Regions from separate parts of the Homo sapiens genome. Here region 1 is linked to region 2. Evidence: chromatin loops called from intact Hi-C (ENCODE). Cell type or tissue: heart left ventricle. All regions are shown on one strand. Links, peaks and the distances in the headings refer to the core of each region. The heading gives the core; the rest is flanking DNA.

Evidence for each region. Hi-C counts contacts between places; a loop is a spot of excess contacts. Peaks named below come from ENCODE experiments on the same cell type or tissue, not always from the same donor. Only the 100,000 strongest peaks of a DNase experiment are listed, where the experiment ranks them.
Region 1: a loop joins it to region 2, with 4 times the contacts of the local background. A loop is called at or near these places in 12 of 110 quality-filtered maps.

Annotation. Positions count from the first base shown.
Region 1 is chr19:9,623,857-9,628,683 of GRCh38, reverse strand. It overlaps ZNF561-AS1 (ZNF561 antisense RNA 1), which reads right to left. Exons shown (of 4, transcript NR_122038.1): 2 at 1,824-1,900. Among named protein-coding and RNA genes, the nearest start is that of ZNF561-AS1, 4.8 kb to the right of the region's middle. In heart left ventricle, for the core only: a CTCF peak has its summit at 2,700 (motif pointing left); no DNase peak of the experiment used is centred there.
Region 2 is chr19:9,310,152-9,314,978 of GRCh38, reverse strand. No RefSeq gene overlaps it. Among named protein-coding and RNA genes, the nearest start is that of ZNF699, 2.7 kb to the right of the region's middle. RefSeq lists a silencer at 2,572-2,866. In heart left ventricle, for the core only: a CTCF peak has its summit at 2,745 (motif pointing left); a DNase peak (open chromatin) is centred at 2,704.

The DNA of each region.
Region 1 (4,827 bases), core at 523-4,522, 310 kb before region 2:
TTTTTTTGACAATTTTTTTGTAATTTCTGGCCAAATGTTGGTGACAAAGTGGAGTTTTAACAATCCTTGCCGAAGTGGATCTTCTTATTTCTAAGCCTGCGTATTTTCTAACTTGCTCTTAGAGTCTGTTTAAAAATTCCATGAGCTCTTCTTCCTTTCTTTGTTGTATGTTGAATGCTCGGGAAATATTTTGAGTTCAGGGTACTGGTTCCCGAATTCCTTTAATTATCATTTCCCCGAGATCCCTCATATTTTCTTGGTGAGCTGCATTGTGATTGTCCCATTGAGGGTCTTGGAACAGAAATTTTTGGTCCGCTGCAGAACGTTTTGGCCAGGAGGATGTTCACGTTCCCTGACTATCACAGTGGCCCTGTGGATCACAGTCCTTTCCTCCCCTGAGAAAAGAATATCTAAAATGGACATTAGTTCAGCCCAAGTATACAACTGTGGCCCTAAAAATTGATCAATTTGATCTGCTACCCAATAAGGGTCATCTAACAATGGTTTGAGTTCCCTTTTGAAGTTTCTGACTTCTGAGCTGGTTAAGAGGGCATTAATGCAACCAATGCCCCCTCCCCCCAGTGGGACTTCCCTTAAGGGGACAACCGTTGGGGCGGATTCCTTTGACAAACAAGGGAAAGGGAAGTTTTGAATGTCCTTTCTACATTGTTCTATCTCATGTTGGAGGTTTCCTGGGGGAGGGACATGTTCAAGGAGGTGACTAGGAAGAGCATGGGTTGTTGATTCCCTGGGGACAGGATTATATGGGGGAGGAACTGAGATATAGACATACATAAGAATGGAGTTGGACCCTAACCTTATACCATATATAAAAATTTACTTAAAATGGATGAAGGATGGGCGTGGTGGCTCATACCTGTAATCCCAGCACTTTGGGAGGCCAAGGCAGGTGGATCACAAGGTCAGGAGTTCGAGACCAGCATAGCCAATATGGTGAAACCCCATCTCTACTAAAAATACAAAAATTAGCTGGCCATGGTGGCAGGCGCCTGTAATCCCAGCTACCCAGGAGGCTGAGGCAGGAGAATCACTTGAACCTGGGAGGCAGAGTTTGCAGTGAGCTGAGATTGTGCCACTGCACTCCAGCCTGGGTGACAGAGCAAGACTCCATCTTAATAATAATAATAATAATAATGTGGCATGATTTTTTAAAAATGGATCAAAAACCTTAGTGTAGTGTAAGAGCTAGAGCTGGAAAACTATTAGAAGAAAACATAGGTGAGAAAGCTTCAACTGGAAATGACTTCTCAGTTATGACATCAACCACACAGGCAACACAAGAAAAATTATGAGTTGAACCTAATCAATGATACAAATTTTGTGCATCAAAGCATAATAACAAGAGAGTAAAAAGACAATCTACAAATGGGAGAAAATATTTGCAAGTCCTGTATCTGACTGGGGACAAATATCCAGAGTTTATTTTTAAAATTTCTAGAACCCAAGAGTAACAACAACAAAACTCATTTCAATACAGAAAAAGGACTTGAATAATATCACCAAAGAAGATATACAGATGGCCAATAAACACACGAAAAGATGCTCATGAAACGATGCTCAACATCACTAAACATCATGAAAATGAAAATCAAAACCATGCTGGATGTGATGGCTCACACCTGTAATCCCAGCACTTCGGGAGGCTGAGGCCAGGGGATTCCTTGAGATTAGGACTTCAGGACCAGCCTGGGCATATGGTGAAATATGGTCTTTACAAAAAAATTTTTTTTAATTCAGCCAAGGATGGTGGTGGCATGCACCTGTAATCTCTGCTACCTGGGAGGTTGAGGTGGGAGGATTACCTGAGCCCAGTAAGTTGAGGACTGCAGTGATCCATGATCACGTCACTGCATTCGAGCCTAGACAATAGAGTGAGACCCTGTCTCAAAAAAAAGAAAAAAAAAGAACGATTAAACAGAATTACCATGTGATCCAGATATTCCACTTTGGCATATCCAAAACTGTTCAGAGCAGGGACTCAGAGATATTTGTACACCAATGTTTGTCTCACTAGTATTCACAATAGCCTACCCCTGCCAAACTGCAATTTTAACACACTGGATTGTTTGAAACATAGCCTGAACAAGCCTATTTTTAGCCATTTCGAGTGCGCCTGCTTTGTATTCTCTGAAATTATATCCAATATCTGACAGCCATAGATAAGATAACTCCAGGGCTATGAAAACCCCATACCCCTGCGGTCCTTCAGAGCTTTTTTTTTTTTTTTTTTCTGATGCAGGGTCTTGCTCTGCCACCCAGGCTGGAGTACAGGGGCACAATCTCAGCTCACTGCAGCCTCCATCTCCTGGGTTCAAGCGATTCTCCTGCCTCAGCCTCCCAAGTAGCTGGGATTATAGGCACCTGGCACCATACCTGCTAATTTTTGTATTTTTAGTAGAGACGGAGTTTCACCATATTGGCCAGACTTATCCTTCAGAGCTTTTTAACTGGAAGATATGCTGCCAGTCTGGTGAATATCATCATTTAGTTATTTATAAGCCCCCTCTTTGATTCCCCTTCTCCTCTGAGAGTCTTTCTTCCTTTCCACCCTTTCTGAGCAGCGACCCACAGGTAGAAGCCTGTGGATATTCTCTTGCTGTTTGCTACCTCCCCCACTGCTAACCTGTCAAAGCACATCCCAAATGAAGCTTGTGTGCTACTGCCGCCTTGTGGTAACATCTTTTTCCTTACTCAGCCAAGAAATCACTTAAACACCCTAAATACGTGTGTGGTTTTATTTTTTACACTTAGATCCCTAGTCCACTTGGAGTTTATTCTTGTATATGCTGTGAAGTATGGATTTAATTTCATCTTTTCTCAGATGGCTAACCAGCTATCTTAGACCTTCCATTTGTTACAAATGGCATTTTTTGCCCCATTTATCTGAAATGCCACTTTTTTTTTTTAGACGGTGTTTCTCTCTTGTTGCCCTGGCTGGAATGCAATGGCACGATCTCCACTCACCCCAACCTCCGCCTCCTGGGTTCAAGCGGTTCTCCTGCCTCAGCTTCCTGAGTACCTGGGATTATAAGCATGTGCCACCATGCCCAGCTAATTTTGTATTTTTAGCAGAGACGGGGTTTCTTCATGTTGGTCAGGATGGTCTCTAACTCGTGACCTCAGGTGATCCACCCGCCTCTGCCTCCAAAAGTGCTGGAATTATAGGCATCAGCCAATGCACCCGGCTTTTTTTTTTTTTTTTTTTTTTTTTTTTGAGACAGAGTCTCGCTGTGTCGCCAGGCTGGAGTGAAATGGCGTGATCTCGGCTCACTGCAACCTCTGCCTCCCAGGTTTGAGCAATTCTCTTGCCTCAGCCACCCGAGTAGCTGGGCTTACAGGCGCCCACCACAACGCTTGGCTAATTTTTTTTTTTTTTTTTTTAGACGGAGTCTCGCTCTATCGCCAGGCTGGAGTGCAGGGGAGCGATCTTGGCTCACTGCAACCTCCGCCTCCTGGGTTCAAGCGATTCTCCTACTTCGGCCTCCTGAGTAGCTGGGATTACAGGCACCCGCCACCATGCCAGCTAATTTTTCTATTTTTAGTAGAGACGGGGTTTCACCAAGTTGGCCAGGATGGTCTCGATCTCGTGACGTCGTGATCTGCCTGCCTCAGCCTCCCAAAGTGCTGGGATTACAGGCATGAGCCAGCATGCTCGGCCATGCTTGGCTAAATTTTTTTTCTTTTTTGAGACAGAGTCTCACTCTGTTGCCCAGGCTGGAGTGCAGTGGTGCGATCTCAGCTTACTGCAACCTCCGCCTTCTGGGTTCAAGCAATTCTCCTGCCTCAGCCTCCTGAGTAGCTGAGATTACAGGCATGCATCACCACACCCAGCTAATTTTTGTATTTTTAGTAGAGATGGGATTTCACCATGTTGGTCAGACTAGTCTCGAACTCCTGACCTCATGATCCGGCTGCCTCGGCTTCCCAAAGTTCTGGGATTACAGGCATGAGCCACCGAACCCGGCTATGTTTTTGTATTTTTAATAGAGATGGGGTTTCACCATGTTGGGCAGGCTGGTTTTGAACTCCTGACCTCAAGTGATCCTCCTGCCTCAGTCTCCCAAATTGCTAGGATACAGGCATGAGCCACCGCATCTGGCAAAATACATTTATGAACCAAATTTCTACATGTTCATGGGTCTATTTTTTGATATTTTATTAGTTTCTGTTTCACGTGCTAGTACCACATAGTTTTAATTATAGAGGCTTTATAGTATGTTTTTTAAATTAATTAATTAATTAATTTTTTAGACAGAGTCTCACTCTGTCAGCCAGGCTGCAATTCAGTGGCACAATCTCGGCTCACTGCAACCTTCATCTCCCAGGCTCAAGCAACTCTCCTGCCTCAGCCTCCCAAGTAGCTGGGATTACAAGCATGTGCCACCACGCTTGCTAATTTTTGTACTTCTAGTAGAGACAGGGTTTCACCATGTTAGCCAGGCTGGTATCAAACCCCCGACTTCAGGTAATTTGCCTGCCTCGGCCTCCCAAATTGCTGGGATTACAGGCGTGAGCCACTGTGCCCGGACTTTATTTTTATTTTAAAATAATGTAATTCTTTGCCTTGCATGAAAACTGTCAATAGTATGTTTTAATATCTGCTGCTCATCATTGCTTTTGTTTTTGTTTTCTTGGTTATTATCAGATGTTTGTTCCTCCACATAAACTTCAGTATCAATGTACTTAACTCCAGAAAAAAACTTTTGGTATTTTTATTGGGAGTATGTTACATTTCTGAATAATCTTGGGGAGAATGTCTGGTATCAGTGCTATTTTACAACGTAGGAAATGTGTTCCTGGCCCATG
Region 2 (4,827 bases), core at 362-4,361:
CTTAAGGGAAGAGTGTTGCTTTTACACTAACCAGTAAGGGATAGTATGAGATGCCGCTTATCGTTTACAGGAAAAGGCTTCTGAAATCAGACAACGCCTTTCAAACTCTTATACCAACCTCTGGAGTTGGGCAACATGGCTTCTCCCCTTTCTCAGTCTCAGGACAGCCATCTTGCTATTACTTGCCTTTGGGTCCTGTATTTTTAACAACCTTGTCAAATTTGTTTCCTCCAGGATCGAGGCCATCAAGCTACAGAGGGTCTTACAAATGGAACCCCAAATGAGCTCAACTCAGAACTTCTACTGAGGACCCCTGGACTGACCCACTGGCCCTTTCACTGGCCTAGAGAGTTCCCCTCTGGAGGACACTACAACTGCAGGGCCCCTTCTTCACCCCTATCCGGCAGGAAGTAGCCCAGAGCGGTCATCACCCAGTTCCCAACAGCTGTTGGGTGACCTGTTTAGAGGGATAATTGAGAGGTGAGGCCAGCTGGACTTCCTGAGTTGAGTGGGGACTTGGGGAACTTTCCTGTCTTACAAGCGGATTGTAAAATGCACCAATCAGCACTCTGTAAAACGCACCAATCAGCAGGATTCTAAAAGTAGCCAATCACAGGGAGGATTGAAAAAAGGGCACTCTGATAGGACAGAAACGGAACATGGGAGGGGTCGATAAGGGAATAAAAGCTGGCCACCCCCCCCCAGCCAGCAAGGCAACCCGCTAGGGTCACCTTCCACGCTGTGGAAGCTTTGTCCTTTCGCTCTTCACAATAAACGTTGCTCACTCTTTGGGTCCATGCCATCTTTAAGAGCTGTAACACTCACTGCAAAGGTCCGCAGCTTCATTCTTGAAGTCAGCAAGACCACAAACCCACCAGCAGGAACCAACTCTGGACACATTATCTCCTTTACAGCTTGGGTCCAGAGAGCTGCCTTAGACTCTCCAGTGAATCTATTCAAACAGCTGCCTCTGTTATCTTGACTCATCTCAGATTTCGTCCACCTGAGACACGTGCTGGTACTAGGAATGTAAGACTGTCTGTATTATTTTGGCTTGCTCCAGGTTAGGGAGAAGCCCGTGTGAAGCTTCAACTGACCATGTGTTTCATTTCTAGCTTTGATGTCTGGGCACTGATTTCCCTAGATTTAACTATTTGCTCAATGTTAAGGCAGTTTTGTGGAAATTTGTCTGTGTAACAGAAGTGCTGTGCAGGTCTGTCTGTGTGACTGTCATGCAGGCCTGTCTGTGTGATTGTCAGGGAGAATTGACCTGCCACAAATTGGGAGGAAAAGCAGTCTGGATACCATGAACCAATTCTTGGTGTTGCTAGGACCTGGTCTGTCAGTAAAGGAAAACCAAGGCAAAACATGCTTTGACCACTGTCCTAGTTATAGATTTATTACTTATGCTACAAATTTGTCCTTTTTTTCTGCTTTGTGATAATGGAGATGGGCCTTATAAATATTTCTCTTTTACCCATTACCAGTGTAGGGTGCTGGAAGACAAGGAAGGAGGAAGAAGCTTCCTTTCCAAGTTTCAGTGTTGAGGTAGAATAGGGTCTAGAGGAAGGGAACCTAAGGCCAATCACGCTGACTTTCTAGAACTAGATCAAAAGGAAACCCCACTTTCCATGCCCAAGTAACAAAAGGACCAGAGGCTATTGCCTTTGCAATCCCTCACCTTTTTTGCATGGCAGATGAAAAATTGAAATTACTTCTGATTGGCCGGGCATGGTGGCTCACACCTGTAATCCCAGCACTTTGGGAGGTCAAGGCAGGTGGATCACCTGAGGTCAGGAGTTCGAGACCAGCCTGACCAACATGGAGAAACTCCATCTCTACTAAAAATACAGAATTAGCCGGGTGTTGTGGCACATGCCTGTAATCCCAGCTACTCGGGAGGCTGAGGCAGGAGGATTGTTTGAACCCAGGAGGTGAAGGTTGCAATGAGCTGAGATTGCACCACTGCACTCCGGCCTGGGCGACAGAGCGAGACTGAGTCAAAAACAAACAAACAATAAAAAAACCTACTGTTATGCGTACTGTAGGAAGCAGCCCTACTGGGTCTGTGGGTTTTTCTCTTCGTGTGTGGAGACAAGAGATCATAGAAATAAAGACACAAGACAAAGAGATAGACAAAAAGACAGCTGGGTCCGGGGAACCACTACCACCAAGGTGCAGAGACCAGTAGCGGCCCCGAATGCCTGGCTGCACTGTTATTTATTGGATACAAGACAAGGAGGGAGGGTAAGGAGTGTGAGCCATCTCCAATGATAGGTAAGGTCACGCGAGTCACGTGTCCACCAGACAGGGGGCCCTTCCCTGTTTGGCAGCTGAGGTGGAGAGAGAGAGAGGACAGCTTACGCCATTATTTCTTCTATGCATTTCAAAGACTTTAGTACTTTCACTAATTCCGCTACTGCTGATTAGAAGGCAGAACCAGGTGTACAGGGTGGAACATGAAAGTGGACCAGGAGTGTGACCACTGAAGCACGGCATCACAGGGAGACGTTTAGGCCTCTGGATGGCTGCGGGCGGGCCTGACTGATGTCAGGCTTTCCGCAAGAGGTAGTGAGCAGAGTCTTCTCTAACTCCCCCGGGGAAAGGGAGACTCCCTTTCCCTGTCTGCTAAGCAATGGGTGCCTTCCCCAGGCACTGACGCTACTGCTAGACCAAGGTCCGCTAGGTAACGGGCTCCTTCCCAGGGGCTGGCATTACCGCTAGACCAGGGAGCCCTCTGGTGGCTCTGTCCAGGCATAACAGAGGGCTCACCCTTGTCTTCTGGTCACTTCTCACCATGTCCCTTCAGCTCCTATCTCTGTATGGCCTGGTTTTTCCTAGGTTATGATTGTAGAACAAAGATTATTATAATATTGGAATAAAGAGTAATGCTACAAATGATTAATGATATATACAATCATATCTATAATCTATTTCTAGTATAACTACTCTTATTCTATATATTTTCTTTATTATACTGGAACAGCTTGTGCCCTCGGTCTCTTGCCTTGGCACCTGGGTGGCTTGCCACCCACGCGTACAAAGAAGGCAGAAAGGAAATACAGAAAATTCAAACACTGCTGGGATTCTGAATGTTGTTTGTCTTTTCCTTATACTTTTCCTTTAAAATAAAAAACTACAATGAGAACATAATGCTTCATAATAGAAAAAGATTTACACTTAAAAAACATAGATGATGAAAGGGAGCTGGCTAGGGCACCAGGGACAGGCATTGGGAAGGTGACCTCAAGCCGCAGTGAAGAAGTAATGAACAACCTAGGGACCAATACAGAAAGGCCACCTGTGGTTCACTTATATAACACATCTCTACCTCATATTATACCAAAATACATTCCCTGAGCAGTAAAGAATTATACGTTTTAAAAAGCAGTACAATTTGGAAGTAAATTAGGAAGTATTTTTATATTTTAGAGTTTGGGGAGACATTTAAAAGCAAACTAGGAAACTCAGAAACCATTTTACTAAAAGTATAGATTCATTGGGGATATATAAAATTGAATATATATATTTTTGAGATGGAGTCTTTCTATTGTCGCCCAGGCTGGAGTGCAATGGCGCGATCTCAGCTCACTGCAACCTCTGCCTCCCAGGTTCAAGCGATTCTCCTTGCCTCAGCCTCCTGAGTAGCTGGGATTACAGGCACCCGCCACCATGCCCAGCTAATTTTTTGTATTTTTAGTAGAGATGGGGTTTCACCATGGTAGCCAGGCTGGTCTTGAACACCTGACCTCAGGTAATCCACCGGCCTCGGCCTCCCAAAGTGCTGGGATTACAGGCATGAGCCACTGCGCCTTGCCTAAAATTAAATATTTTATATGGATATCATATTATAAACTAAGAGGAGCAAAATTATGTTATCAACTCAATTGTTGCATAAACATTTGATAGTGTTCATAAAAAATTATTGATAAAATATCTTTATAAACCTGGTTTAAAAAGATTAACTTGATAAGAGGTGCAACCTGTTGTAAACAGCTTACTGAGGAACTTTGGTAATCATTACCGACCAAGACAAGAATGCTTAATTTCTTTCCGACTTATAGTTGAGGAAGCCCTAAACAAACAATAAGAAAAAGAAATGACTCTGGGTGTGGTGGCTTACACCTGTACCCCTAGCACTCTGGGAGGCTGAGGTGAGAGGATAGCTTGAGCTCAGGAGTTTGAGACCAGCTTCAGCAACATAGTGCGATCCCATCTCTACAAAAAAATAAAGAAAATAGCTGGGTGGGGTGGTACGCGACTGTATTCTCAGCTACTTGGGGGGCTGAGATGGGACCATCACTTGAGCTGGGGAAGTCAAGGCTGCAGTGAGCCATGGTCGCGCCACTGCACTCCAGTCTAGGCGATAGAATGAGACATTGCCTCACATAAAGAAATGAGTTATACACATTAAAACAATGAAAATATGCAGAGAAAATATTTATATTTGATGGTTCAAATAATAAACTGACAGCTATCAGAATTCAGCAAGTTTCCAGGAAAAAGGTTCTATTTAAATAATTATCAATGGCTTCCCTCTACAGGAGAAGTTATCAATACAACAATGAAAGGGAAAACTAAAAGGCCCAAAAGGACTGAGTGAGTGTCAAGGAGAGTCTGTTTCCTATTAGAGCTGCAAATATATGTGTCCTGTGTACAGGACTGTAGCAACGTGGAGGATAGGTAGAAACCCGATCGATGAGCATCCTGTATCCGTGGTAGCTGAGAACCTGGATGGGAAGCCCTAGCCTTAGCCCCATCCCTAGGCCTTGTCACTTAAGCCCCGCCCAGCCCTCGTCTCCGCCCCCTAGGAATTTCTACCAAGCC